Regions from separate parts of the Homo sapiens genome. Here region 2 is linked to region 1. A link is an interaction called in ENCODE POLR2A ChIA-PET data of the cell type or tissue named here. Cell type or tissue: MCF 10A. All regions are shown on one strand. Links, peaks and the distances in the headings refer to the core of each region. The heading gives the core; the rest is flanking DNA.

The links. Peaks named below come from ENCODE experiments on the same cell type or tissue, not always from the same donor. Only the 100,000 strongest peaks of a DNase experiment are listed, where the experiment ranks them.
Region 2: POLR2A ChIA-PET joins it to region 1 with 24 read pairs; 3 of 35 experiments call an interaction of 5 or more read pairs at or near these places.

The regions. Positions count from the first base shown.
Region 1 is chr9:84,128,493-84,145,524 of GRCh38, forward strand. No RefSeq gene overlaps it. Among named protein-coding and RNA genes, the nearest start is that of SLC28A3-AS1, 140 kb to the right of the region's middle. In MCF 10A, for the core only: no CTCF peak of the experiment used is centred there; DNase peaks (open chromatin) are centred at 7,859, 9,639 and 11,019.
Region 2 is chr9:83,957,228-83,968,873 of GRCh38, forward strand. It overlaps HNRNPK (heterogeneous nuclear ribonucleoprotein K), which reads right to left. Exons shown (of 17, transcript NM_031263.4): 17 at 10,856-11,646. Among named protein-coding and RNA genes, the nearest start is that of QNG1, 6.3 kb to the left of the region's middle. RefSeq lists an enhancer at 5,461-6,091. In MCF 10A, for the core only: no CTCF peak of the experiment used is centred there; DNase peaks (open chromatin) are centred at 2,014, 5,194 and 5,754.

The DNA.
Region 1 (17,032 bases), core at 5,525-13,524:
ACCTTAAGACAGAGAGATGTAGACTGGACACTAAGGGTAGCTGAGGGTGGTGGCGAGCGGAGGGGGGTCCTACTAAAAACAGTCATTGAGAATGATGAGAACAAGATCCTTTCTCCTGCTCAGTGTCCAGGAGGCGGGCAGCCAGGCCTGTGCCCCTCAGAGTAGAACATTTCTCTCTGGAAACTGTGACCAAGCTAAGAGAAAAGACCTGCAGAAATAGACATTTGTATTCCTTAATGACATGGCTGGGTCCATGCCAATTACTCAGTGGTGAGGACCACCATTCTTTTTTTTTGTTTTTTGAGATGGAGTCTCGCTCTGTCGCCCGGGCTGGAGTGCAGTGGCGCGATCTCGGCTCACTGCAACCTCCACCTCCCGGGTTCACGCCATTCTTCTGCCTCAGCCTCCCGAGTAACTGGGACTACAGGCGCCCGCCACCACGCCTGGCTAATTATTTGTATTTTAGTAGAGACGGGGTTTCACCATATTAGACAGGATGGTCTCGATCTCCTGACCTCGTGATCCACCCATCTCGGCCTCCCAAAGTGCTGGGATTACAGGCGTGAGCCACCGCGCCTGGCCCAAGGGCCACCATTCTATAAGCCTTTCACAAACACAAACCTTCCAATCAGCTTTTTAAAAGTAAAAAAATTAATGAGTGATTAAGAATCATTATATGTTTAAGGAAATATCTTAATGTGAAACTATTCAATACAAAAGAGTTAAAATAGATCAAAAAGAAACTCAGGTAACAGAGACAAGGCAGAAAGCAGAATAAAACTTTAAAGAGGCTATCAATATCTTCAGAGAGATAAGAAAAGATATTGCATTAGTGAAATGAAGGCAGAATGCTACAAGAAAGGACACTTGAGACTAAAAAAGGTCTTTAAAAAATGTTAACATGAATTTTAAAAATTCAGCGGAAAGGTTGGAAAAGAAAGCTGATGAACATTCTAGGAAGAAGGTCAAAGAGGAGGAGGCAGAGGGGGAGAAGCAGTGGGAGGCTCTCTTAGTAAACAAGGGCCAAGGTAAGACGGAAAGGTTTGGTGACTTATTTGAGAGCCACACGACTTGGGAATCAAGAAGGAGCACAAAAGGAATGTGAAGCAAGGGAAGAGATCGAGAGATAGACTGACATACTCCCAGAGACAAAGCAGGCCGATGGTCAGGTAGATCCACACAGCATGCAAGACTTTTTTAAGATGGGTTGCAAGGAGTGACCGTATTTCCCAGCAATCTATGAGGAGGAAGGCGAGGGAGTTTATGTGCCCAGATCCCTCCCATCTCTTGCTTTCCCTTGGTCAAAGTTCACTCCATGGGAGTTCACTCTTCTGCACATCCAGATGGTATCATTTGGCATCTTTGGAAGCTGCCAGGGATGGCAGGAACCATGCTGTACAGTGTGGTGCTTCATCTAAGTCCTGAAATAGAGGGAGGAGCCAGAAACTCTGACCTGGGTGTGCAGCTGTGCCCACAGGGAAGGTTTTGACATTCCCAAGGCAAGTGACCAGTTAGCCCCAAGTGGCAGAACTGGCCAGTGGTGGTAGGTAAGGCAAAGAGGCGGCCAAGGGACTGAGGAGGTGCATAAAATTTGTGCCCGATGTATCTGAAATTGAAGAATCAAGGAAAATCAGGATATATATGTTATTTAGAAATAAAGATTTACAGCTGGGCGTGGTGGCTCATGCCTTTAATACCAGCACTTTGGAAGGCTGAGGCGGGTGGATCACTTGAGGTAAGGAATTCAAGACCAGCCTGGCCAACGTGGTGAAACCCCGTCTCTACAAAAAATACAAAAACGGGTAGTCCCAGCTCCTTGGGAGGCTGAGGCAGGAGAATCGCTTGAACCCGGGAGGCGGAGTTTGCAGTGAGACAAGATTATGCCATCACACTCCAACCTGGGCTGCACAGCAAGACTCTGTGTCAAAAAAAAAAAAAAAAAGAATTACAAGTTTGCAAATTAAATATTAAAACTCACAGAGTCATAAGTGAAAACTCCTGTAACTTAGAGGTATTAAAAAAACTTTTCCAAATATAACACCAATGGCAGAAAGCCATAAAGGAAACAATAGCTGGATTTAAAACTTCTTTTTAATTACAATGCACACCCAAAGCATTATAAATAAAATTTTGAAAAAAGAAATTTCAAAAAACTGGATAACAATATATGACAAATAATATCTTTAACATATAAAGGACATTTATAAATACATGAGAATAAGACGAATATCTCAATGTAAAAGCAGGAGAAGTTATAAACAATTCACAAAATAAAAAATACAAATGGAAAGAGATGAAGAAATAGTTCATATTTCTAATAAGTACATATGTAAATAAAATGCCATTTAAGCTTATCTTATTGATGAATACCAAAACATGCACTAATACCTAATGTTGAGAAGGTCACTGGGTAAATGTTGATGCATTGCTGGGAGAATTGTAAGTGTACCTTTCTGGAGGATAATTTTGCAGTATATATTGAAAACCTTAAAATACATACATCCTTACAGTTAGACGTCTGATTCAAGGAATTTATCCTAGATGAAGACACAAAAATGTATGGATGTCTGTTTATTCTGGCTTTTATTATAATGCCAACAAAACAAAACAACATAATTCTTTTTTTTTTTTATTATACTTTAAGTTTTAGGGTACATGTGCACAACGTGCAGGTTTGTTACATATGTATACATGTGCCATGTTGGTGTGCTGCACCCATTAACTCGTCATTTAACATTAGGCATATTTCCTAATGCCATCTCTCCCCCCTTCCCCCACCCCACAACAGGCCCCGGTGTGTGATGTTCCCCTTCCTGTGTCCATGTGTTCTCATTGTTCAATTCCCACCTATGAGTGAGAATATGAGGTGTTTGGTTTTTTGTCCTTGCGATAGTATGCTGAGAATGATGGTTTCCAGCTTCATCCATGTCCCTACAAAGGACATGAACTCATCATGTTTTATGGCTGCATAGTATTCCATGGTGTATATGTGCCACATTTTCTTAATCCAGTCTATCATTGTTGGACATTTGGGTTGGTTCCAAGTCTTTGCTATTGTGAATAGTGCTGCAGTAAACATACGTGTACATGTGTCTTTATAGCAGCATGATTTATAATACTTTGGGTATATACCCAGTAATGGGATGGCTGGGTCAAATGGTATTTCTAGTTCTGGATCCCTGAGGAATCGCCACACTGACTTCCACAATGGTTGAACTAGTTTACAGTCCCACCAACAGTGTAAAAGTGTTCCTATTTCTCCACATGCTCTCCAGCACCTGTTGTTTCCTGACTTTTTAATGATCGCCATTCTAATTGGTGTGAGTTGGTATCTCACTGTGGTTTTGATTTGCGTTTCTCTGATGGCCAGTAATGATGAGCATTTTTTCATGTGTCTTTTGGCTGCATAAATGTCTTCTTTTGCGAAATGTCTGTTCACATCCTTCACCCACTTTTTGATTGGGTTGTTTGTTTTTTTTCTTGTAAATTAAAACAACATAATTCAACAGTAGTGTCCTGGTTACATATAATGTCCAATATCCAAATATTGGAATGCCATTCGGTCATTAAAAAGGCAAATTTATATTTATAGACATAAAAGATAGCCAGGATATATTTTTAATTGAAAAAAAGGTCACATATGTCTTTTTTTTCTAAATACATATATTTATTAGGTATACATGAAAGGAAAACTAGGGAAAAAAAAGCATAAAGAAAGGTAACTTTTATTTGAAAATTTTTTGCAAAGGAGTTTAGACTTTAGAAGAATTTGCCTGCTGAATAAAAGATAGAATGTTGCATTTAAAGAAAATTCCCCACAAGATTACCAAGGTTGCAGATAGTGTAGTCATGGTAGAAAAATAGTTTTCTCACACAACTATCACATCTGTGAGGAACATCATATATTTGTAGATGTCAGCAACAAAAAAGGCAGGGATAAAGTTATCACTGTTTATGGCCGGGCGCAGTGGCTTACGCCTGTAATCCCAGCACTTTGGGAAGCCAAGGCAGGTGGATCACTTGAGGTCAGGAGTTCAAGATCACCTGGTCAACATGGTGAAATCCCATCTCTATTAAAAATACAAAAATTAGCCGGGTGTGGTGGTGGGCACCTGTAATCCCAGCTACTCGGGAGGCTGAGGCACAAGAATTCCTTGAATCCAGGAGGTGAAGGTTGCAGTGAGCCAAGATCTGCCACTGTACTCCAGCCTGAGCAATAGAGCGAGATCAGTCTCAAAAAAAAAAAAAAATTATCACTGTTAGAGAAGTCAGCACACAGGAGAGGGATGAGGTTTCCTTTGTTTTGGGGACTGCTGCTAGATAGAGTGATTCTGTATTTTTATTTGTTTATCTTGGGGGCAAAGTGCTTTTTTTTCCCCTCCGTACTAACTCATAATAGCAAAGTCCCACTTTCTCAAACACATAGAAACATATCTAGAGGAATGTACACCACAAGGTTCAGTACAATTACGTCTTGGTGTAAAATTACAGATAGTTTTTATTTGTTTTTTAAAAATTTTGTGCTTGTATTTTGTTTTTCTATCATAATGTTATTGCTTACATACAAATTCTGATTATAAAAGTAATACATTCTCAGTTAAATTATATATAAAACACTGAAAAGTGAAAAGAAGGACATTGAAACTGTCAATAAACTACCCAGAAGTATCATTTTGATGTACTATATTTAGTAAGTTTGGTATATATTCTTCTAGCAGGGTTTTTTTTTGTTTGTTTATTTGAGTCTATAATCTGCTTTTGTTCTTAACAAATATAGTACAGGCATGTTCCATTGTTTTTATATATTTTAGTATATGATATTTTAATATATTTAGTATATATATTTTGAGACAGAGTCTCACTCTGTCACCCAGGCTGGAGTGCAATGGCACGATTTTGGCTCACTGCAACCTCTGCTTCCTGGGTTCAAGCAATTCTGCCTCAGCCTCCCAAGTAGCTAGGATTACAGGCATGCACCAACACGCTCAGCTAATTTTTTTTGTATTTTTAGTAGAGATGGGGTTTCACCATGTTGGTTAGGCTGGTCTCTAATTCCTGACCTCAAGCGATCCACCTGCCTCGGCCTCCCAAAATGCTGGGATTACAAGTGTGAGCCACCGTGTCTGGCCTATTTTAGTAAACTTTTAATGGCTTCAAAAATTCTACCACATGTATGTGCCACAATTTACCTGCTATCAGTCATTTGGGTTATTTCCAATTTGGGGCTATTATTAATAAATAATTGTACTCCATAGTGAACATCTTCATTACGTAAATTTTTGTACATGCTTCAGATTATTTCCTTAGATTCTTGGGAATAGAATTACAATGTAAAAAAGTGGGAATGTTTTTAAGACCCCTTACACTTGTTGCCCAGTTGGCCTCTAGAAAGGTTGAGTACAAAAACCATCCACCCCTGGCCCCCTACGCACAGTTTGGACACTGAGGACTCAAACTATTCCCCATATAACTTACTGTCTACCTTAACATGACTTTGCTAGTCCAGTATCTTCATTATCATAATTTTAAAACTCCGAGAGACTCTTACCCAGGCAGAGTTCCTTGTCCATTACTGAAATTTCCCAAAAGGCCCATACACTCTTCAATGGACTAAAGATTCTTTGAACCACTTGCTTTAAAACTCCTCACCTTGCTGTTTCCACCAATCCTGGACTATTGTGTCATCCTTACCCAATCCTAATCATGCCCTCTTTATCTCCCCAGTTGAAAGACCCACCTTAAACCAAACTTTAAATTTCCAATTTTCAGTAAATTCTAAACTTGACATCCCATATCCTAAACACAAAGTAATATAGAGCTGGTGTTCTCCTTTACCTTGGTAAGCAATAAACTCAGCTTTGTCTGAACACCTTATGTTAGTGCCAGTCTATACATTTTTGCAGAGTATAAAAGCCCATGCCAGGATGTTATATTTGTATCACCATATCCAAAGAGATGATACGATCAGCTGTTAACCTAATCAAACAGCCAGCCCTATCCATGGAAACCTAACCAGGTGTGTTAACTGTAAAGAAGGATTTGTGGTAGGAACATCACACATCCCTTTTGCCAAGGACCTTTTGGTTTATGCTTGTGGTCCTGGTATAATTGTTAACAGCACTCACTCTCTTCCACTCTCGCAAGTGTCCTGGCTTGGGGTATGCATTCCTTCTGGTGGTTAATATTGAGTGTCAACTTGATTGGATTGAAGGATGCGAAGTATTGTTCCTGGGTGTGTCTATGAGGGTGTTGCCAAAGGAGATTAACGTTTGAGTCAGTGGATTGGGAGAGGCAGACCTACCCTCAGTCTGGGTGGGCACCATCTAATCAGCTGCCAGTGTGGCCAGAATAAAAGCAGGCAAAAAAATGTGGAAAGAGCAGACTGGTTTAGTCTTCTGGCCTCCATCTTTCTCCCGTGCTGGATGCTTCCTGCCCTCGAACATCGAACTCCAAGTTCTTCAGTTTTGGGACTCATACTGGCTTTCCTTGCTCCTCAGCTTGCAGATGGCCTATTGTGGGACTTCACCTTGTGATCGTGTGAGTCAATACTCCTTAATAAACTCCCCTTCATATATACATCTATCCTATTAGTTCTGTCCCTCTAGAGAACACTGACTAATACATTCCTACAAGCACTTTACTATCAAACAGGGGTCCTTCATCAGATTTCATTATGATCCTACCCATGTAGTCCTTCATTATTAACATTAATGTTTTACTGTCAATAAATACAGTTGTCAGTTATTAATTGCCTATAATGCCAAGCCTAGGGCTACAGGCTTTATGTCCTTTTTTTTTTTTTTGAGACACAGTCTCGCTCTGTCACCAGGCTGGATTGCAGTAGTGCGATCTTGGCTCACTGCAACCTCTGCCTCCCGGGTTCAAGCGATTCTCCTGCCTCAGCCTCCCGAGTAGCTGGGACTATAGGCACGCACCACCACACCCAACTAATTTTTTTGTATTTTTAGTAGAAATGGGGTTTAACCATGTTTGCCAGGATGGTCTTGATCTCTTGACCTCTTGATCTGCCCGCCTCGGCCTCCCAAAGTGCTGGGATTATAGGCGTGAGCCACGGCGCCCAGCCTTATGTGCATTTTTGATCTCATATAATTCTCACAACAGTCCTCTGAGTAAGGACAATTTTTATGGCCATTTTATAGACCTACTCAGAACGTAGTTCCCAGGTATGGCACCCAGGAATCTACTTTTGAAAGCTCCCAAATGATTCCAATGCATCTATCCATGGAACCATTGCATTGGTTGATATGGGAGAGGTGAAGATGAGATACAGATCTGTATCTAAGCACATCTCAAGATATGATACAGACATCCTGGCCACTTGGGGCTTAGAGCTCGTATGGCTATAAGTACACAAATGCCCAACAAGCATGTAAACTACTAGGATGTCAACTCTCAAAGTCCACCACTGGTGTCTGGGTGTTGTGCGGTTTGCATGGAGATGGAAGGCAGAAATGTCTGCTCTTTGGGTTGGAGAGAACTTTGGATATTAACTTCTTGGTTTGATATTTAAAACTTCTGTTGTGTCGATAGCCCCTCCAGAATAACTGTGGAAAAAGAAAAATATTTTAAAATATTCAAACCCAAATCGTCTTTGATTTAGACTTTTTCAGGTGGAGCAAAGCTTTCACATATCCTTGGGAGGAAAGAATTCAAAAACTGGATGTAAATAGAGCTGCGTTTATTGAGATAGGAGAGAGCGGATGCAGTGAATGAAATGTGTGTGCAGATAGTAATGAAGTATTTACCTATAGGAGTGTGCTGTTTGTATGTGCTCTTCCACAATTTACTTGGTACTTGAAAAATGTTGTCATGGCAACAGTATAACAAACAAGGTGGAATTGCGTACAGATGAATCACAACTTTATATGCCAGACAAAGAAGCGAATGTTCTATTAGGGCTGGGCTTATTAAGCTTAAAAGTTACAGCAAACATTTTCACGAGGTTTTCTTATTGTTTCTCATTTTAAAAAATGAGGGAGGTGCATAGACGGTAGAAGGTGTGGGATTATATTTACAGGATTTCCATAATATTACCATGGCAGAACACAGGTCGGCTGCATCAGCTTCACCTGCTGGTGTCCCAGCCTGTTTGACAGGATGGAGCTTGAGATGGTGTCTGTTCCAAGAACATATAGTTGAGGAGTTTACACACACGGGCACACGGGCACATACACACGGGTACACGTGTACACACACACACAGATGAACATGGCAAGAAGCTGTCATCTTATCTGGTGGAGAGAGCCAGGTATATAAAGCACTCCACCCAGGGGTGTGAGGCAGAGAGGGCTATGACCACACACGTGGTTCCAAGGACACTACGGTTGTACTTCCTGAAGGACAGGAACCCTTGAGGGAGCAAATTTGAGTGTCTTTTTTGATGCTTCGGGAATCTTTGAGTTCAATGAAGAGAGACACCATGGGTGGGCCACATAATCATGCAGACTCATTGGTTTGGGTTATGATTATATACAATTCTTTGCTCCAAAGTGGTCCATGTCCTGGAGCTGGAGGATGATTGTTTTGCGAGCACTTTTTGGATACAATCCCCTTCCTTGATACAGAGCTGCAAGCACTGATTGGCTGCTCTTGGCTATGAGTCTTACCTCACTGATTCTTGGACTTGAGACTGTATCTGTATCACCTGGAGAGGTTTGTTAAAACACATCTTTCTGGGACTCACTCCTAGAGTTTTAAAATTTGCATTTCTACCAAGAGTCTGGGTGAAGCTGTTGGTCTGTGGATGACACTTGGAGAGCTGCTGCTTTAGATGGAAACTCACCTGATAGAAAGGATGGGAATATTAGTCTTACAGTTTTCTTTCCCTTCCCACTAAGTGGCTAGGCAGAAATTCAGGGACCTCTCCAGTGGAGAAGGCTGGGACTTAATTGTTTGAAGTCAATTTGATAATAATAATAATAAAAAGAGATTAAGAAAATGACTGTCTTTCTTCAGATCCCAGGCAGTGCAGGAGGGACTGTTTTCTGGATTTTTCTGTGATTGAGAAATGTTAAGAATGGAGATGTAATAATGTGCTTCTCAGAGAATTAGTCCTCCACTAGCAACACTGGCATCACAGGAAGCTTATTCAAAATGCAAAATTTCGTACCCTACCCTCGATCTGAATCAGAATTACATTTAATAAGCTCCCCAGGTGATTCATACACATGTTAAAGTTGGAGAAGCACTGCTGTAAGAGACAGGCTGCCAATCTGGCAGTCAAGATACTTGAGTTTAGCCAGGTGTGGTGGTGCGTGCCTGTAGTCTCAGCTACTCGGGAGGCTCAGTTGGGAGGATTGCTTGAGCTTAGGAATTTGAGGCTGCAGTGAGCCCTGAGTGTACATGAGAATAGCCATTGCACTCCAGCCTGCCAGCATAGCCAGATCTATCTCTTTAAAAAAGAACATACCTGAGTTTTAGCCCAGGTCCTGCCTTTACCCAACTGTATAGCCCTTACTGGGCTTCGGGGGATGGGCTGGGGTGAGTTAGTGACCTACAAGTTTCTTGCTAGCTTTGGGGTGCTGCAATTCTGAATCATACCTTGGCAGGTCCTGACTTGCTCTGCCATTTCAGAAGGCTTCTGAAAAGTGTGGGCCCAAAGGTCTCTGAGGTCCTTGAGTTCCTTCCCTCTGCTGCCCCCACTTTACCCCACTGCAAGCTGGTGTGAACTCTTGCAGGAGGACAGCGCTATCTTGTGCCAAGGACATGACATCATTCCATGTACCTAAACTCAAAGGAGCCCAGTGTATAATCACTTACTATGGATGAAAGCTTGAGCAATCTGGGGAAAGTACATCCAGTCTAATAGCACTGTCTAATAACAAAGCCCTTGTCCTGAGTAGCCTTTAGGAAAGCAGCTGGGTCAGTCTCTGAGCCTTGACTACCCCCTTAGTAAGACACATAATTGCAATACTGTCATGCACCACATAACAACATTTTAGTCACTGATAGACTACATATATGATGTTCCCATAAGATTATAATATAGTCCCATAAGATTATAACACCATGTGTTTACTGTACCTTTTCTATGTTTAGATACACAAATACTTACCATTGTGTTACAGTTGCCTCCAGTATGCAGTACAGTCCCATGCTGTACAGATTTGTAGCCTAGGAGAAATAGGCTGTACCATCTAGCCTACGTGTGTAGTTGGCTATAAAATTAGGTTTGGAAAAGTGCACTCTATGATGTTGGCACATGACAAAATTCCGTAACAATGCATTTCTTAGAATGCATGCCTTTCATTAAGCGATGCATGACTGTGCTAACTTTTCATGCAGAAACAGCCTCCAAACTAGTAAAAGGCTGTCTTTAGGGTGTTTGAAGTATTTGTGTTTTTGCTGTATCGAAGCATTAAAATAGAACCATATGCATTTTCAGATTTGGAACATGAATTAATTAATATAAAATGGGCAGGAAAGATGTCTGGTGACTCAAATTAAGAAGAACCTCATATGGAAATGTTCAATCTGCTCTATAGGATAAACTATTTTTAAAGACTTCAGACACGTCAGTTTTCATATAAAGCATATTTTCTTAAGGTCAGCTCTGTGGATGGTGCACTTGCCCTAGTTCAGTGCTCACAGGATTGCATTTTGTATTCCTTAAGTAGTCCATCATCCTGACTTTTTATTAATTTAAGCTCATTTTCTCCCAAATCTGCCCAAATGAATTAAACATTGTGTGTGTGTGACCATGAGATATTCTTTCTTGCTGCTGGAGGAATTTGATTATTGGATGAATTTCTTTTGGCTGTTGTTGAGAGAAACTTGTGGCCCCTTTTGATTTGGTCGAATGTTGGCAAAAGGTGATTTGGACAAACGACATGATAATGCAAGGCCTAACACTTTCACTTCCCTTATGAGTGGTCTCTTTCCCGTTCTTTTGTCCCCTGGCACTTTGGTTTCGTTTCTATTGTCTAAAGGTCTTTGCTTGCAATTTCTTGACTTGCATTCATTGCCAGGCAGGCGTGAGGTACACTGGAGCAATTTTCTGGGAGAAATGCCAGCTTGGAATGGAGGCAGAGCCTTGATGTTTGTTGAGGGAAGAAAGGCTGCAAAAACAATAAAGCTGGGTTTTCTATGAACTGGCTCAGGGTCAGAGGGTAAAGGAAAACATATCCTTGGTAGAAATCCTTATACCCTGGAGCCTCAGTGGTTTGTCTACAAAGCCATCTGTTGAGATGGGAGTAGGAATTATGAGACGGGAGCCAGCTCTACAGCCCGAATCCTTACCGCGTTGTTTTGATTCTGTCGGGGGAGCAGCTACTTCTGTTAAAAGAATGTCAGATTCTAAGTGTGTTGGAAAGGGGATTTTTGTTGCCTTCTCTTTTTATGTAAGCATGGTGTGTATGTCTTTCTTTTAAAGGAAACTAGAGTAGTCTTGCATAAAAGCTTGGAGGGTTTGCAAAATCTATGGCAGCTTTGCTTGGAATAGCACGACTCTGGAAACAACTCAAATACACATCAATATGGAATTGCTTACATAAATTATGATACATCCATACTGGGAAATACATAGCCTTAAAAAAGCATTGAATAATCAAAACCCAATGCAAGCCATCCCTTTCTATATTGAGAGGGTATAATCTCCACAATACAAACTTGAGGGTAAAAATACAAGGTAAGACACACAAGATGTTAAGAACATTCAGCGTGTGTGTGGTGCAAGCATTTGGAAGTGGGGGCAGAATGTGTGTGATTACTTGAATACATGTGTATACACATGTGTATAGGCATAGAAATATCTAGAAGGGTGACAAAGAGCCTGGTAGCGCTGGTTTCCTCCATGGGAAAGCTAGGCTTGGGACCTTGAGAGACGGAATTTCCAGGGATACCTTTCTGGTTCTCTTTGAAACTTTTTTACTTTGTGAGTCAAACAGCCAACCAACAACCAAATTCAGAGGTAAGCAAATACTTAAGCACCAGGGGAGGAATGATGGGCAGCATGGTTGCGGGGTGCATCCGGGGGTCTGGAGAGGGGGTGCGCCCCAGCCGGCTGCAGCCCCGGTCGATTTTATGGCTGCAAAGGAGCCGCAGACACCTGCCGTCTCCACGCCCTCCACGCCGGTCCGCCCCCAGCACTCTGCACCCTACACCTGGCTCCCCAGGCAAAGCGGCCCCGCCAGGACGGGCACGGCTTCGCGTCCTCGCTCAAGTCCCCGATGATGGCCGCGTCCCGGCAGGCACGGTGCGAATTGACTGGGGTTTGGGGGAAACGAAAGCCCCGAAGGGGCCTTCTCTGCCAAATGTCTTCTTCCGTCGGCTCGATGGCAGCCCCCAAGCCTTTCATTTTCAATGTATGAAAACACTGGGGTGGATTTAGCTTTTCCTTTGGGAAACAAACAAACAAAAAAGAACACAAAGAGCGTGTGTGCGGGTCTTCTTTCAAAATAGTGGGGCATTTGAAACCCGCGCTGCAGCTGCGGGCGCTGCTTCAATCGCAAGCGTTTTGTTTTCTGAAAGCGCTTTAAAAGATGCTGAAGAGGAAGAGAGCGAGCGCCCTGCGCATTTTCGGAAACGGAAGATTTTGAAAACCTGTATTTATCCGCCCTTCGCAAAAAATCAGCTTCTCTAGGGCGAGCCTTTCCAACCTTTTCCGTCAGGGCACACAGAAAATGACCTGATTTCAAGAGCATTTGGGGTAAAACTGGAGGGGATTTCAGAGCGTCTCTGTGAGGTTTATTTAAAAATTAAATGCAGTTTTTAATGTTATAGAATTATAAGAAAATATGTATGAAGTATTAGAAGAAATTGTATGTGTTTTAAACTTCCAAATAAAATCTGCTCAAAATTTTAAATGAGAAAATTGAGCTTGTTTCCACGAATGTAACTTTTATTATGGAAAAATTTCAAACAGATACAAATAAAGAGAATGGCATAATGACCAGCTCGCCTCTTGCGCATAGCCAGGACCCAGATTAAACGGCTATCCACATTTGCCTTTCAGATTTCATCTACCTCATCCTCCTTTTTTTTTTTTCCTAGAATATTTAAAAGCACATCCCAGGAATCACTTCATTTCATCTGAAAACACTAAAATGCAAATCTCTAACAGATAGGACTTTAAAAATAACCAAAATACCATTCTCAGTTCCAATAAATTAAAAATAATTTCTCAGTATTATCTGGCATCCAGTTCATGTTCAATTTTTTTCATTTGCCTCAATAAAATGTCTTTTACTGTTGATCCGTTTGGGTCAATTCAAGATCAAAACAAAGTTTTCGATCGATTGGTATGTCTTTCAAATCTTCTTGAATCTATAACATGAATATAACTTTTTAAATGTATACTAATTTATATATTATACTGTGCCTGTTTTTAAAAATAGCTTTATTGAGATGTAATTCACATACTCTTGCAGGCTGAAAAATGATCCCTCCACTCCCTAAGATATCAGATTCCAATCCCTGGAACCTGTGACTATTACCTTATATGGAAATAGGGTTTTTACAGCATAATAAAGTTAAGAATCTTGAGATGGGAATATTATCCTGTATTACAAGAGTAAGCCCTAAGTGCAGTCACCTGTGTCCTTCAAGAGGGAGATTTGATACACACTGAAGGCTTTGTGAAGACGGAGCTGAGAGATTGGAAGATGCTGTCTGATTGGAATGACACAGCTATAAGCCTGGAATTGACAGCAGACACCAGAAGGTGGAAGAGGCGGGAGGGGCCCTGCCAGCACCTTGATGCTGCCGTGGGGCTTCTGGCCTCCAGAACTGTGAGAGAATAAATTTTTGTTGTTTTAAGCAATCACGTTTGTGGTAAATTGTTGCAGTAGCCACAGAAAACGAATACCCCCACCATACAACTCACTCATTTAAAGTATACAATTTAATGATTTTTGTTTGTTTGTTTGCTTTTGAGATAGAGTCTTACTCTGCGGCCCAGGCTGGAGTGCAGTAGCGTGATCTCGGCTCACTGCAAATTCTGCTACCCAGGTTCAAGCGATTCTCCTGCCTCAGTCTCCTGAATTTAATGGTTTTTAGTATATTCACAGTTATGTGTCCATCACCACAGTCAATTTTAGAACACTTTATCACCCCGGAAAGAAAAATTGTATCTATTGGCAATCACTCACATTCCCTCCATCCCCCAGCCCTGGGCAACTACTAGTCTCCTTTCTGTTTCTTCAGATTTGCCTATTCTGGACATTTTACATAAACGGAATAATACAATACATGGTCTCTTGTGTCTGGCTTCTTAGTGTAATGTTGTCAAGGTTCATCCATGTTGTAGCATGTATCTGTACCTCATTCATTTTTATTGCTGAATAAGAACATAGCTGTAATATTAATTTATAATCTTAAAATATCTGTGAGGAAATCCTGATGAAGATTTTTTTTTATGGCAATCTTTTCAAGGTGTCAGTAGTCACTATTTATACTTTGCACAAGCCAGGGATTTAAAATGTTTAATTTATTTAAATCTAATGGTTTAATGTTTAAACCATTCTAAAATTTACAATTAAAATTTTATTTAAGGAATCTAACAGCTCATTCTTTGCTTTCATTGACAAATATGTTACTGGAATTTCTTGTGGTAGTGTGAATGGATTTCAAGTCTGATAGAAATTTTTCATAGCAAGTTTTTCAAGATAATGATGAAGCTCTGTTAGTGCTCAGGCACCATGAAGAAGAGGGCACGGGAGCCAAAAATGGGTAGAAGTATAGGCAATGTGAAGACAAAGCCTGGGGCCATACCTGACGGGTGTGCCAGTAGCCTCAGCTTAGCCTTCCCAGACCTGCCGCCTATTCCCCAGCGGCTGCAGCAGCCCCTGCCCCTGGGGACAGAGGTGTGCTGTAAGGGGCTGCTGAGCCAGGTGAGAGGGCATCTCTTTGGTTTCTCACATCCTATTACAATGGGACAAGAAGTCTGCGTGTCTCTGTGTCATTCATTGTACTTCCCCCACCAGGGCCCACTTCCCTGGGGCTGCCCTTTGAGAAACACTAGACTAGGTGCCCCAAGTTGGAGGTGGCCAGCAGCACCCTGTGACACGGTCGTGGCTCCCACTGTGGCACACTCATTGTAAAGCTCTGCTCTAGGTTGGCCACAAGCATTTGGGGCCTGTGTGTGTGGGAAATGGCAGGAGGGCACAGAGAGTTAATTTCATATGGCTACTTTCTATGGACCAGTGACTGCTGTGGGCCTATTTCCCTCCTTTCTGAACATTGGTGTCTGTTGTGGTTATCTTTCCTTGCAGCAACATTGTAAGTTGGGAGTTTGGGAAGCAGATAACTTGTCATGTAGATCATAGTTCTAATGAGCAAAACTGTACTCAAGGAGTTGCACCTGAGCAGTTCTGCCTTCATTGGGGCTCAGGCGATGAGGTCATGGACTTTGAGTTGATGCTATAATGAGATGAGATTTTGGAGATCTTTGAAGGGGGTTAGTGTATTTGACTTTTGGCAGGGATGCAAATTATTGTGGCTAGATGGCAGAATGTCTGAAAAGTAGTTACCATCAATTCCTTCCCTCTCTGTGTATTCATGCCATCCCTCCATTAGGAGACAGATTCGTTTCCTCTCTGCCCCCTTGAATCTGGGCTGCTCTATGAATGCTTTGACCAATACAGTACAGCGGAAGTGATGCTCTAAAATTTATGTAAGAATTCAACAACTTAGAATATCCAAAACAATCTTGTAAAAGAAAAAATAAGTTAGAGGACTTGTCCAAGTGCAGTGGCTCATGCCTGTAATCCCAACACTTTGGGAGGCTGAGGTGGGCAGACAGCTTGAGCCCAGGAGTTTGAGACCAGCCTGGGCAAAATAGTGAGACCCTATCTCTACAGAAAATTAAAAAAAAAAATTAGCCAGGTGTGGTGGCATATGCCTTTAGTCCCAGCTACTCAGGAGGCTGAGGTGGGAAGATTGCTTGAGCCCAGGTGTTCGAGGCTTCAATGAGGCAAGATTGCACCACTGCAGTCCAGCGTGGGTGAAAAAATGAGACCCTGTCTCAAAAAAAAAAAAAGTTAGAAGTCTCACATTACCAGATTTCAAAGTATTCTCTAACTTTGTAATTAAGTGTGATATTGGTGTAAGAATACACATATGAATCAATGTAACAGAATAGAGTTTAGAAATAGACCCATGCGTATGTGGCTAATTGAGCTTTACAAAGGTGCCAAGGTAATTCAGTAGAGAAAGAATAATCTTCTCACAAATGATGTTGGAACAACAGGATAAATATATGAAAATATGAATATTAATCCCTATCTCATACCACACACAAAAATTAGTTCAAGATGGATCAGAGACTAAGTGGAAAAACTACAACTATGAAGTTTTCATGAAATAAAAATAAAGTCTTCTCAAACTTGGGTAGGTAAACATTTCTTGGAGAAGACACAGAAATCACCAAACATAAAAAAAATTGATGTATTGGACATCGTGAAAATTTTACAAATTCTGCTTATCAAAAGTACCATTAAGAAAATGAAAGGCAAGCCACATATGGTGGATGTGGGGGTGGAGACATATCTGAGAAAGGACATTTATCCACATATATTAAAAATTTCTACAAATCCGTAACAAAATAAAAACCATGTAATAAAAAAAATAGGCAAAAGACATGAACAGACACTCTGTAAACAAACTAATAAGAATGGCCACTAAGCATATGAAAGGTGTTCAACGTTATCAGTCATCAGGAAATGCAAATTAAAAATCACAGTGAGTGACCACATTTTAAAAGTAGCTAAAATTAGTCAGACAACACAAACGTTGGCAAATATGTGGAGCAACTGGAATTCTCATAATTTGCAGGTGGGAACAGGGTGTGTTATTAATGACTTTGGAAAGCCTTTTGTCTGCCTGTTTAAAAAAGTTATACATACACCTACCTATGAGCCAGCAACTCTACTCCTAGATATTTACCCAAGAGAAATAAAATAATACATCTATAGCAAGACTATATAAGAAATTTGTATAAGAAATTTATGGCAGGAAAGGCTGGGTGCTCACGCCTGTAATCCCAGCACTTTGGGAGGCTGAGGCAGGTGGATCA
Region 2 (11,646 bases), core at 1,094-9,093, 180 kb before region 1:
TTGGAGAAATGGATGAGGAAACAAATGTGTTAAATTGTTAAATTAACCTTGTGTGCCTGGCAGTGTACTTAAGTACTAAATCTCACCTAGGCTGGGTCATGACGAAAGCGGCTATTGTGATCCCGCTTTTGCAAGTGAAGCTGAGTGGTTCATTGATTAACCCCCATCACAGCAATGGTTTGGGCTAGGATTTAAACCTTTGATAATTGAGCCCCCTAAATCGAGGGCACTTTATGAGCCAATCACCAGTGCCAACCATTCTGGTCAGTCAAATAGTGACTATATCAGTGGCCCTACTGAGAAGACATTAAAAATGAGGAAATAAGTGTCTCACAACTGCAAACTTACACAAGTACCTTATATTAGGAGAGAGGTGTAGAAGCCAATTTAGTGATGATCCAAATTTGACTGGTGATGAAGTTTTAGTATAAAGGTATGCATTTTTTTTCCTTTTGGAGACTTAAATCTCCATGGATAACGTTCACATCTTTGAAAATCACCTATTAAAAATAATCATCAGTACCCATCTCTAGTTACCGACAGGAAAATCTTGGTATTTTTGGAGGATTCGGAGCTTTTAAATTTGTTTGTTTGAGACAGAATCTCACCCTGTCGCCCAGGCTGGAGTGCAGTGGCATGATCTCAGCTCACTGCAACCTCCACCTCCCCGGTTCAAGTGATTCTCCCTGCCTCAGCTTCCCAAGTAGCTGGGATTATAGGTGTCAGCCACCACACCTGACTAATTTTTGTATTTTTAGTAGAGATGGGGTTTCCCTATGTGGGCCAGGCTGGTCTCAAACTCCTGACCTCAGGTAATCCACCCTCCTCGGCCTCCCAAATGGAGCTTTTTTTTTGAGACGGAGTCTCACTCTGTCATCCAGGCTGGAATGCAGTGGCACAGTCTCGGCTCACTGCAACCTCCGCCTCCTGGGTTCAAGCAATTCTCCTGGCTTAGCCTCCCGAGTAGCTGGGATTATAGGTGCCCGCCACCACGCCCGGCTAAGTTTTGTATTTTTAGTAGGGACAGGTTTTCACCATGTTGGCCAGGCTGATCTCGAACTCCTGACCTCAGGTGATCCGCCTGTCTTGGCCTCCCAAAATGCTGGGATTACAGGCATGAGCCACCACACCTGGCCCCAAATGGAGCTTTTAAATTTGACAGCTGTTACCCTAGAAAAGCAGATCTTCATCACTCCAGTTTCTTCATTTTGGTAAGAAAAAGGAACTTTAAGGACTCCACTATGATACGTTTTCCAGAAAAAGTCACTAGTACATTAATACAGTTGTTAAGGAAATGTAAGTCTGTTGGCTTGGGATTTTTCCTTTCTACCACAGCACCTAAGTCTTGGGAGACAAATTGATTTAGCAAGGAAATCTAGCAATCTGCAAAATAATCCAGAAGGGTAAATAACTTAGACCCTTTTCTCTCACTGAGGTTTATTGATAGAAAAAAGTCAAATGCCGGCCAGATGTGGTGACTCACGCCTGTAATCCCAGCTTTTTGGGAGGCCAAGGTGGGTGGATCAGTTGAGTGCATGAGTTCGAGGCCAGCCTGAGCAACATGGGGAAACCCTGTCTCTACCCAAAACACAAAAAATTAGGTGGGTGTGGTGGCATGCGCCAGTGGTCCCAGCTACTAGGGAGGCTGAGGTGGGAGGATCGTCTGAGCCCAGGAGGCAGAGAGATTCCAGTGAGGTGAGATTGTGCCACTGCACTCCAGACTGTGAGAAAAAGTGAGACCCCCCCCCGTTCCCCCTCCCACCCAAAAAGTCAAATTCCTGCCTATGTTCAAGGTATTTAAGCACTAAAAGTAGTATACACAAGAATAAAACATGCCTCCTTCACTCAACTTTGAGATAAATCAAAACTGTGTGTGTCTGGGATTTTTGTTTTTGTTTTTTTAAGTGTGTCTACAAGATGCTGAGAATACAAAAATGAGTTGGGCTGGCCGTGGTGACTCAGGCCTGTAATCCCAGCACTTTAGCAGGCCAAGGATCACTTGAGCCCAGGAATTCGAGACCATCCTGGGCAACATGACAAAACCCTGTCTCTACAAAAAAAAAAAAAGAAAAAGAAAACATTAGCCAGGTGGCTGGAGCCTGTAGTCCCAGCTACTCCCAGAGGCTGAGGTGGGAGGATCCCTTGAGCCTGGGAGGCGGAGGTTGCAGTGAGCTGAAATGGCACCACCGCACTCCAATCTGGGCAACCCACTGTCTCAAAAAAAAAAAAAAAAAAAGTGAGTTCTTCACCTACTGAACATGGTTTTCCTGCTTTTTCCTTCCCAATAGATACTGTGATACTGTTTAGGAATCCATCTCTCAACTGCACTCCCTTGTAGCTTAGTTTAGCATCCTCAGACTCAAGGGTAGTCAGGACTGGTAATATCACCCTCTTGCCAGCAACTGGATTAGGTTTATGCATATTTCCCAGTTCACCTCAGTGAGTTGCAAGATTTGCAGAATGCTTGCAGAAAAGCTTTTCCTCACTCTTCCAGGAGAATTTTCAGAAGTGATTCAGGCTCCCTCTGGACCTGATTGACCTTGAATGTAAGGCCTGGAATTGCTGCAGTCCTTTTGATGGCAACCTGAGTTTGTTTTTTGGTTTTGTTTTGTTTGAGATGGAGTCTCGCTCTGTCGCCCAGGCTAGAGTGCAGTGGCCCGATCTCGGCTCACTGCAAGCTCCGCCTCCCGGGTTCACGCCATTCTCCTGCCTCAGCCCCCCGCCGCCCCCCCGCCCCGGTTCTATCAGCCGCCACCATGCCCGGTTAGCCAGGATGGTCTCGATCTCCTGACCTCATGATCTGCCCACCTCGGCCTCCCAAAGTGCTGGGATTACAGGCATGAGCCACCACACCCGACTTTGGTTTTTTTTTTTTTTTTTGAGACGGAGTCTCGCTCTGTCGCCTAGGCTGGAGTGCAATGGCGCGATCTCCACTCACTGCAACCTCCGCCTCCCGGGTTCAGGCCATTCTCTCCTGCCTCAGCCTCCCGAGTAGCTGGGATTACAGGCTCCCGCCACCATGCCCGGCTAATATTTTGTATTTTTTTAGTAGAGACGGGGGTTTCACGATGTTAGCCAGGATGGTCTCTATCTCCTGATAGAGATAGATAAATCTTTGGCAGAAGCTGTACCCTGTAGGCATAGGCTTTATTTATTTATTTGAAACAGGGTCTTACTCTGTCACACAGACTGGAGTGCAGTGGTGCAGTCATAGCTCACTGCAGCCTTGACCTCCCCAGCTCAAGTGATCCTCCTGAGTAGCTGGGACTACAGGCATGTACCATTGCACCCAGCTAATTTTTAATTTTTTTGTAGAGATGGGGTCTGCTGTGTTGCCCAGGTTGGCTTCGAACTCCTGGGCTCAAGTAATCCGCCTGCCTCGGCCTCACAAAGTGCTGGGATTACAGGCGTGAGCTACTATGCCTTGCAGGGGTAGGCTTTTGAAGAGATAGTGATGACCTCTAAATAACCTCTAAGCTTGCATTTTAAAGGTTAACAAAGGAGGAAGACATGATCAATGATGTGTCCATATAACTTTCCCCCCCTTGAACAGTATCCAAGTTAGATTATTCCAGTCATCAAGAGAGTCATCATTTTTGATTAGCTAAATTACATGTCAAGCTCTTGGGAATGATTATTGCTATATCTTCTATTTTCTATGATAGGCTATAGCATTAAAGAAATGGAGGGTCGGCCAGGTGTGGTGGCTCATGCCTGTAATCCCAGCACTTTGGGAGGCCGAGGCGGGCTGATCATTTGAGCTCAGGGGTTTGAGACCAACCTCAACAACATAGTGAGACCCTGTCTGTACAAAAAACAATAAAAAAAATTATCTAGGTGTGGTGGCATGTGCCTATAGTCTCAGCTTCTTAGGCGCCTGAGGCAAGAGGATCGCTTGAGCCCAAGAGGTCGAGGCTGCAGTGAGCTGTGTTCGTGCCACTGCACTCCAGCCTGGGCAACAGAGGAAGTTGCAAAAGTTGCCTAGAGCAGTGGATGGACAATAGACATCGCTAGTGGGAGGACATAGTTTCCCATATGTGCTCAAAGAGTTATGCATAGAAGTGAAATGGATTTTGTGGAGGTAAGACATCTCTTATTTTTATTTCTTTTTATATACACAAAATGACAGACTGAATCCCCATGAAGCCATAGCAGAAAAGAGATATGGCTCACTACAGTGTAATTTTTCTGTTCCTTTTCTTCTTGATTTATCCATATTTAGCATTTAAGATTGAGCACTTCCTTGAAATTGTCCATTGGCTTGCAGGGCATTTATATTTTCCTGGTTTTCTTAGTGTCATTGAAAGCTCTTCCTACTCTCTCCTTACTGAGTTTGGAATGTTTCCTATTTATAGGATATGACTTAGGGATAGAATGGAATCTTTCTGTGAAAACCATGCCTATTAATTACTTCAATTTCTGATTTAAAATATTAAATTATAATGGAATAAATCTATTGTTTCCCATTATATATCATTAACATTATTACTACAGTTCAAAGCCAGTTAGAGTTTTTTGAACCATATTTTGCTTTTTTTTTTTTTTTTTTTTGAGAAAGAGTCTCACTCTGTCGCCTAGGCTGGAGTGCAGTGCAGTGGCGTGATCTCAGCTCACTGCAACCTCCACCTCCTGGGTTCAAGCAATTCTCCTGCCTCAGCCTCCTGAGTAGCTTGGGATTACACACGTGTGCCACCATGCCTAGCTAATTTTTGTATTTTTAGTAGAGATGGGGTTTCACCATGTTGGCCAGACTGGTCTTGAACTCCTGAACTCGTGATCTGCCCGCCTTGGCCTCCCAAAGTGCTGGTATTACAGGCGTGAGCCATTGTGCCCAGCCCATATTTTGCTTTTAATTAGTGAAGTTAATATTTCCTACTTAGGAGGAAGAGCTAAGTATTATTTTAAAACAGTACAAAAATAAACAGGTACAAAGGATTATTTAACTTGGATTCCCTTGAAAACAGAATCTGGGGCAGGGGTTAAGTGCTGATATTTAATCTATGAGGTGCAATCTTTGGGTGTGGACATTGACGGGGACACTGTATTGTCCTGCCACTGCTTCATGGTGAGCTCAGAGAGACACAGCTAGTCACTCAGTAGGAGTGCTGGCACAGTCTTTGGGGAAGTCTCTCGACAAACTTTCTGGACAAACTGCCTCAGGGCAGTTTTTGGGAGGAAGGAAAACAAATTCCCATTGGTTACAGTTTGCCCCACAGGGAGTTAACTCCTCCATAATTCCAGGTTGCATCATCCAGCTCCTTTGGTGGTTACTCAGGAAGTCGTATCCCTGTGAGGTGTGGCATTTTATCCAAGTCTGAAAGTGAAGGAAAAGCCAGAAACCCTAGGTATGGGCTGGGCATGGTGGCTAACACCTGTAATCCCAGCACTATGGGAGGCCGAGGCTGGCAAATTGTCTTGAGTCCATCAGTTCAACACCAGCCTGGGCAACATGGTGAAACCCCATCTCTACAAAAAATTTAAAAAAGTTAGCTGGGCATGGTGGCACGCGCCTCTAGTTCCTGCTACTCAGGAGGCTGAGGCAGGAGGATGGCTTGAACCTGGGAGGCAAAGGTTGCAGTGAGGAGAGATCCTGCCACTGTACTCCAGCCTGGGCAACAAAGTGAGATCCTATCTCAAAAAAAAAAAAAAAAAAAAAAAAAAAAAGAGCCCAGGTATGTTACTCATTGTCCTGCCTGTTCAACCTTGAGGTAGAGCCTGGCACTTTCTAGGAAATGACTGATCAGCCCCAGACATGGCGTAACTATGGTCTAGTGAAACTGGTTGGCAGCAGTGGCAGCTGAGGTGGAGCAAGAGCTGTCATCCATTATTTTGTTGCTGTCCTCCCTTAAATTAGCAATGCTGCCTGTATAAGATAAACCTCTTTAATTGAAGGGCTGCATGTAATAGCCACTGAATGGCTAAGCAAAATTAAAAAAAAAAAAATTTTAAGGCCGGGTGCGGTAGCTCATGCCTGTAATCTCAGCACTTTGGGAGTCCGAGGTGGGCGGATCACGAGGTCAGGAGATGTGAGACCATCCTGGCTAACACAGTGAAAACCTGTCTCTACTAAAAATACAAAAAATTAGCCAGGCGTGGTGGCACGAGCCTGTAGTCCCAGCTACTCAGGAGGCGGAGGCAGGAGAATCACTTGAACCTGGGAGACGGAGGTTGCAGTGAGCTAGTATCGCGCCACTGCACTCCAGCCTGGACGACAGAGCAAGACTGTCTCCAAAAAAAAAAAAAAAAAATTTAATTGGCAAATAAAATTATATGTACTTACGTACAACATGATGTTTTGAAGTATACTTGCATTGTGGAATGTTTAAATCTAGCTAATTAGTAAATGCATTACCTCACAGTTATTATTTTTGCGGTGAGAGGAATGTTTTGAAAGGTTATGAGAAAGCTCACACGATGGAAGAGAAGGCTGGGTAACCAGACTCATAAACAGAAAACCGGCAGCTTTAGAGTTTTGAGAGCAGAAACTGCCCAAAGTTGTCTTCTAATTAGTGCTATTTAAAAAATGAACTATAGGCTGGGCATGGTGGCTCATGCCTGAATCCTAGCACTTTGGGAGGCCAAGGCAGGCAGATTAACTGAGTTTAGGAGTTCAAGACCAGTCTGTGCTGGGTGTGGTGGCTCACGCCTGTAATCCCAGCACTTTGGGAGGCCGAGGTGGGCAGGAGTTTGAGACCAGCCTGGCCAACATGGTGAAACCCCGTCTGTACTAAAAATACAAAAATTAGCCGGGTGTGGTGGCGCCTGCCTGTAATCCCAGCTACATGGGAGGCTGAGGTAGGAGAATTGCTTGAATCCCAGAGGCAGAGGTTGCAGTGAACCAAGATTGCGCCATTGCACTCCAGCCTGGCAACAAGAGCGAAACTCCATCTCAGGAAAAAAAAAAAAAAAAAAAAAAAAGACCAGCCTGGCCAACATGGTGAAACCGTGTCTCTACTGAAAAAAAAAAAAAAAAAAAAAAAAAAAAAAAGGCGGGGCGCGGTGGCTCACGCCTGTAATCCCTAGCACTTTGGGAAGCCGAAGCGGGCAGATCACGAGGTCAGGAGATGGAGACCATCCTGGCTTACATGGTGAAACCCTGTCTCTACTAAAAATACAAAAAAATTAGCCGGGCGTGGTGGCGGACACCTGTAGTCCCAGCTACTCAGGAGGCTGAGGCAGGAGAATGGCGAGAACCCGGGAGGCGGAGCTTGCAGTGAGCAGAGATCACAGCACTGCACTCCAGCCTGGGTGACAGAGCAAGACTCTGTCTCAAAAAAAAAAAAAAAAAAAAAAAAAAAATTAGCTCGGTGTGGTGGCTGTAGTTCTGTAGTCCCAGCTACTCCGGAGGCTGAGGCAGGCAAATCACTTGAACCTGGCAGGCGGAGGTTGCAGTGAGCCGAGATGCCACTGTACTGCAGCCTGGGTGACAGAGGGAGACTATCTCAAAAAACAAACAAAAAACCCAAAAAAACCTATAAGCATTACAGCTTGCTTGCATCATTCTCCTCAAGATTGAAAATCTCAGGAGAAAGAGTCTGGTTGGCCAAGCCTAAATCAAATGTCCACCCTCTGGGGTGACAAAATAACCCGTTAAGGACCAGGATTTCTTTCTCCTCAAGCCTATGTACAATGGAGAGAGAAAAACTCAAGGAAAACTGTGTGCAATTAGAAAGGGGAAACTGATGTGGTATTAATAAGATGTCCATTATAATTCACCCTTTAGCTGTTCAGCATTCAAGAATTTTTTTCTCATGTACTTTCAGAAATACTAGTATAATGCAGTTATTCTTCATAAGTTTCTCACCCCCTCTTCTGAGGGAGACAACCCAGTCTCATTATTTGCTGCATCACAATCAAGTCCAGGATATGTGGGTGATGTACATTTCTGCTTTAGCTTCAGCTTAACTGTGTTAGATCAAGTCCTAGAAGCAGAGCCTAAGCCAGGGATTTTTGTGCAATTGATTCACTTCGAGAGTGCTCTCAGTTGAAGCAGAATGAGGAAAGGAGCACAGGGCAGGGAAAATTGGTCAAACCATGATGCAGTCTCAGCAGTGTCAGCCTGATCCCGAGTTCCAGAGTCTGAACTATACACAGAATTGGTACCAATTTGAGACACAAAGTATGAATAAATGATCTGAAGGCCCATTCCAAGTGAGATCACCTCCACCTAGAATTTATGGTTTGATTGCATTAGTCTTAACTCTCCTGTTTCTTGGTAATTCCAGGGTAAATTCCTAGATATGCCTTGTGAGTTTTCTCATAAATTCCCATTCCCACTGATAGCAGAAAAAACTGGTCTTCCTTTTTTTATTTGAGACGGAGTTTTTCTCTTGTTGCCCAGGCTAGAGTGCAGTGGCACGATCTCGGCTCACTGCAACCTCCGCCTCCCAGATTCAAGCAATTCTCCTGCCTCAGCCTCCTGAGCAGCTGGGATTATAGGTGTGCGCCAAAGCTAATATAACTGGCACTCAATTCAGTGGTCTCTCCTTGACTATCTCGCCTTGGCTTTCACTGGTACTGCAAATCTTTTGCTATTCTGCCATCTGTATCCAGCCACTAGCTGGGCTCTTTATCTTACAGCTGCTACTATGCAGTAACCCTATCTTTCACCATAATGACCCCATCACAAGTCCCATTGGTTCTCAAGTGATGTCCCTCTTACGACATCTGGGAATCAAAGGAAAATTCTGTGGGGTGTTTGTGTCTGTAATCTCAGATCATCTCTGTGCCAAACATTGTGTATCTCTCGGTCTTCTGTGCTTTCTATCCCATGTGGTCATAGGAACACTTTGCAGGGTTTCAAATTAGAAGTGAGGCTAGTGCCTTGTTTTTGTGCTTTTGGCGTCCTTTTCAACCCATCTGGAGTTTCTGCTCTCTCATTAATCATCTCCCACTGCTCTTGCCCCGGTCTGAAATATAGGAAGGTCTCTGGGGATGGCCTGAGCCAGGAGCCGAGATAGCACCACTGCACTCCAGCCTGGGCGACACAGCCAGACCATCTTTTTAAAAACAAAAATTCTTCTCCTTTTTTTGGTTCTCTTTAACATAAAAACTTACTGGATTGAGACAGGGTCTGTCACCCAGGCTGTAGTGCAGTAGTGCCATCAAGGTTCACTGCAGCCTCCACTTCCCGGGCTCAGGCGATCCTCCCACCTCAAGCCTCCTAACTGGGACTACAGGTACGCGCCACCATGCTTGGCTAATTTTTTGTAGAGATGGGGTTTCACCATATTGCCCAGGCTGTCTCAAACTCTTGGGCTCAAGCCATCTGTCCACCTTGGCCCCCAAAATGCTGGGGTTACACGTGTGAGCCACTGCACCGAGGCTAATTAAATTTACTTCGAATCACAGCAATCTGAAGCAATTCATTACCTAATTCACGTGGAACGGTAGTAATTGAGTACTAAAAAACCTTAAAACTAATGAAAGGGTTTTTTAAAAGGAAATTTTGCTGTTTGGTTTGATTTTCTTTGCTATTAGATCAGATTTAGTATTTTACATTATATGTCTCAGTACAATAAAACAAAGGCAAACAAAATTTGAATAGTAGGGAAAGGTTTTAAATTCTTGAGATAACTAGTACAACTTGGTTTCTGTCTGTTGGCATTTTGGTAATTAACTTACAAAAAGTTAGGCTAAATTTTTGAAACTAAGTCAGCATTATACACCAGTAACTTCTTACAAAATTGTCTCAATATTCCATTTAATTAAAGAGCTTATGTTCACTTCTCCCACCCTTTGTGAAAATTCTCCCAACCTGTCCCAATTCTCACCCAAATTTTAAATACCATTTACCAATCAATAGCAGTGGCAATGCAAAAGGCCCCTCTCCCTCCCAAAGCTGTATATCAAAGATATCAATACCAGATATTCTTCAATCCATTAAGTCTTCAGTAGAATGATGTGTTTAAGGTCTGAAATTATTGTAAAATGCAAAAGTGAAAACATTTGCAGCTAATGGTCCATGTGTTACATAACTCATTTACAGGTAACAGATAAAAGCTTTGGAAGCCAGTGTTCTCTCCAGGGATGCTTTCCTTCAGTAGGATTAACAATTTGACTAAAGTGTCCTTGTCATTTTTCTTTAGGGGTAAGGGCTCATTTCACCCTGAGCAACCCCAACTCAACCACACTGGGGAAACCATACCACAGGTAGCATTCACTAGTTTTAAGTAATATTTTGACATTTACTTCATGTTCTTCATTAATCAAAAGATCACTCTACGTCCCTCCCCAAACTAAATGTCACTCAACTCTACTTCCCTTAAAAGACATTATTCTGTTCATACTATTAATACTTACATGAATTCTAGAACTGCCCAACTGTTACTTTTATTATACACAAGCCTCTGACCTAAATTCAATAATTACATTCATGACTCCTTTCCTATATAGTTGTTCATCTGTTTTGAGGCAGGAAGATTGCTTGTGCCCAGAAGATGGAGGTTGCAGTGAGCCAAGATTATGCCACTGCACTCCAGCCTGGGAAAAACAGCAAGACACTGTCTCAAAAAACAAAACAAAACAAAACAAAAACAGTTTTCAAGCTTTCTGGACAGCTGGAGGTTAATAAGTAGTACTTCAGAAATATGAGCCGGGAACCATACTCTGCAGTTATTTTACATTATCTCCGATATTCTCAAACATCAAACTAAAGCTATTTTAGAGAAAGGAACCAAGTAACTCACTCAAAATTTCTCATAGGTAATGAGGAAAGCTCTGGCTGACTATAAGAAAAAAAAAATTGGATGACTAGGCTCTCATTTTGCTAAATTACCACGTTAATTATGAGCCCAACTACCACCCCTGCCAGCTTTCACTTATAAATGCTAGAAAAACACTTCACACAAAAAAATACATAAGATTACTATATTTCCTTTTAAGAGGAACGTTTCAACAAATTTTACAGGTGTCAATCAACCCTTGTTCAAATCGGGCACACATCAAATCTAGCATCATGGGTGTTTTATTTATTTGGAAGTGAATTTTAACTATCAATACAAATGCCAAGATACTACACAAAACATCCACAGGAACTTTTTTCATCTTTTTTTTTTTTGAATTGTACACAAACATTTCCTACATAATCCAACATACAACAGAGAAATGGTACATCTTTTTCTTTCAATTTGCATACAATGGAAAAACAAGTATATATATATTTTACAAAGTTTAACTAATAAGACACTAGAGCAAATTGACAGTTTAAGTCTATAGGTGAGAAATTATCTAATAAAAATAATCAATTTTTTCAGCATTAGTCACTTCCATAACCAAGTGTTATTCTGATTAATAAAACTTGCTGCCAATCAGAATTCTGGTATATACTCATACCATTACTCAACTTGTAGTACTGCTCCCCACCTTAGTTCTTCACAACTAACATAGAAAATTGTTGAAAAGTAGGGGCAAGCATTTGCAAAAACAAACAAAAAATCCCCAGCTTATTATAAGCATGAATATGTATGATGGAATTTCTTCCCAGCAATAGACTTCCAAACCATCAAGAAATCACCAGAACTAAGTTTGCCAAGTTATTTTGCCTATGTCCAACAAGAGATGCACTTATATGTCCAACAGAGGAGCTGAAAATTAAACTTAGTGTTTAGTTTGGGGGTGGGTTGGGAAATTCAGCCACCATTTTAA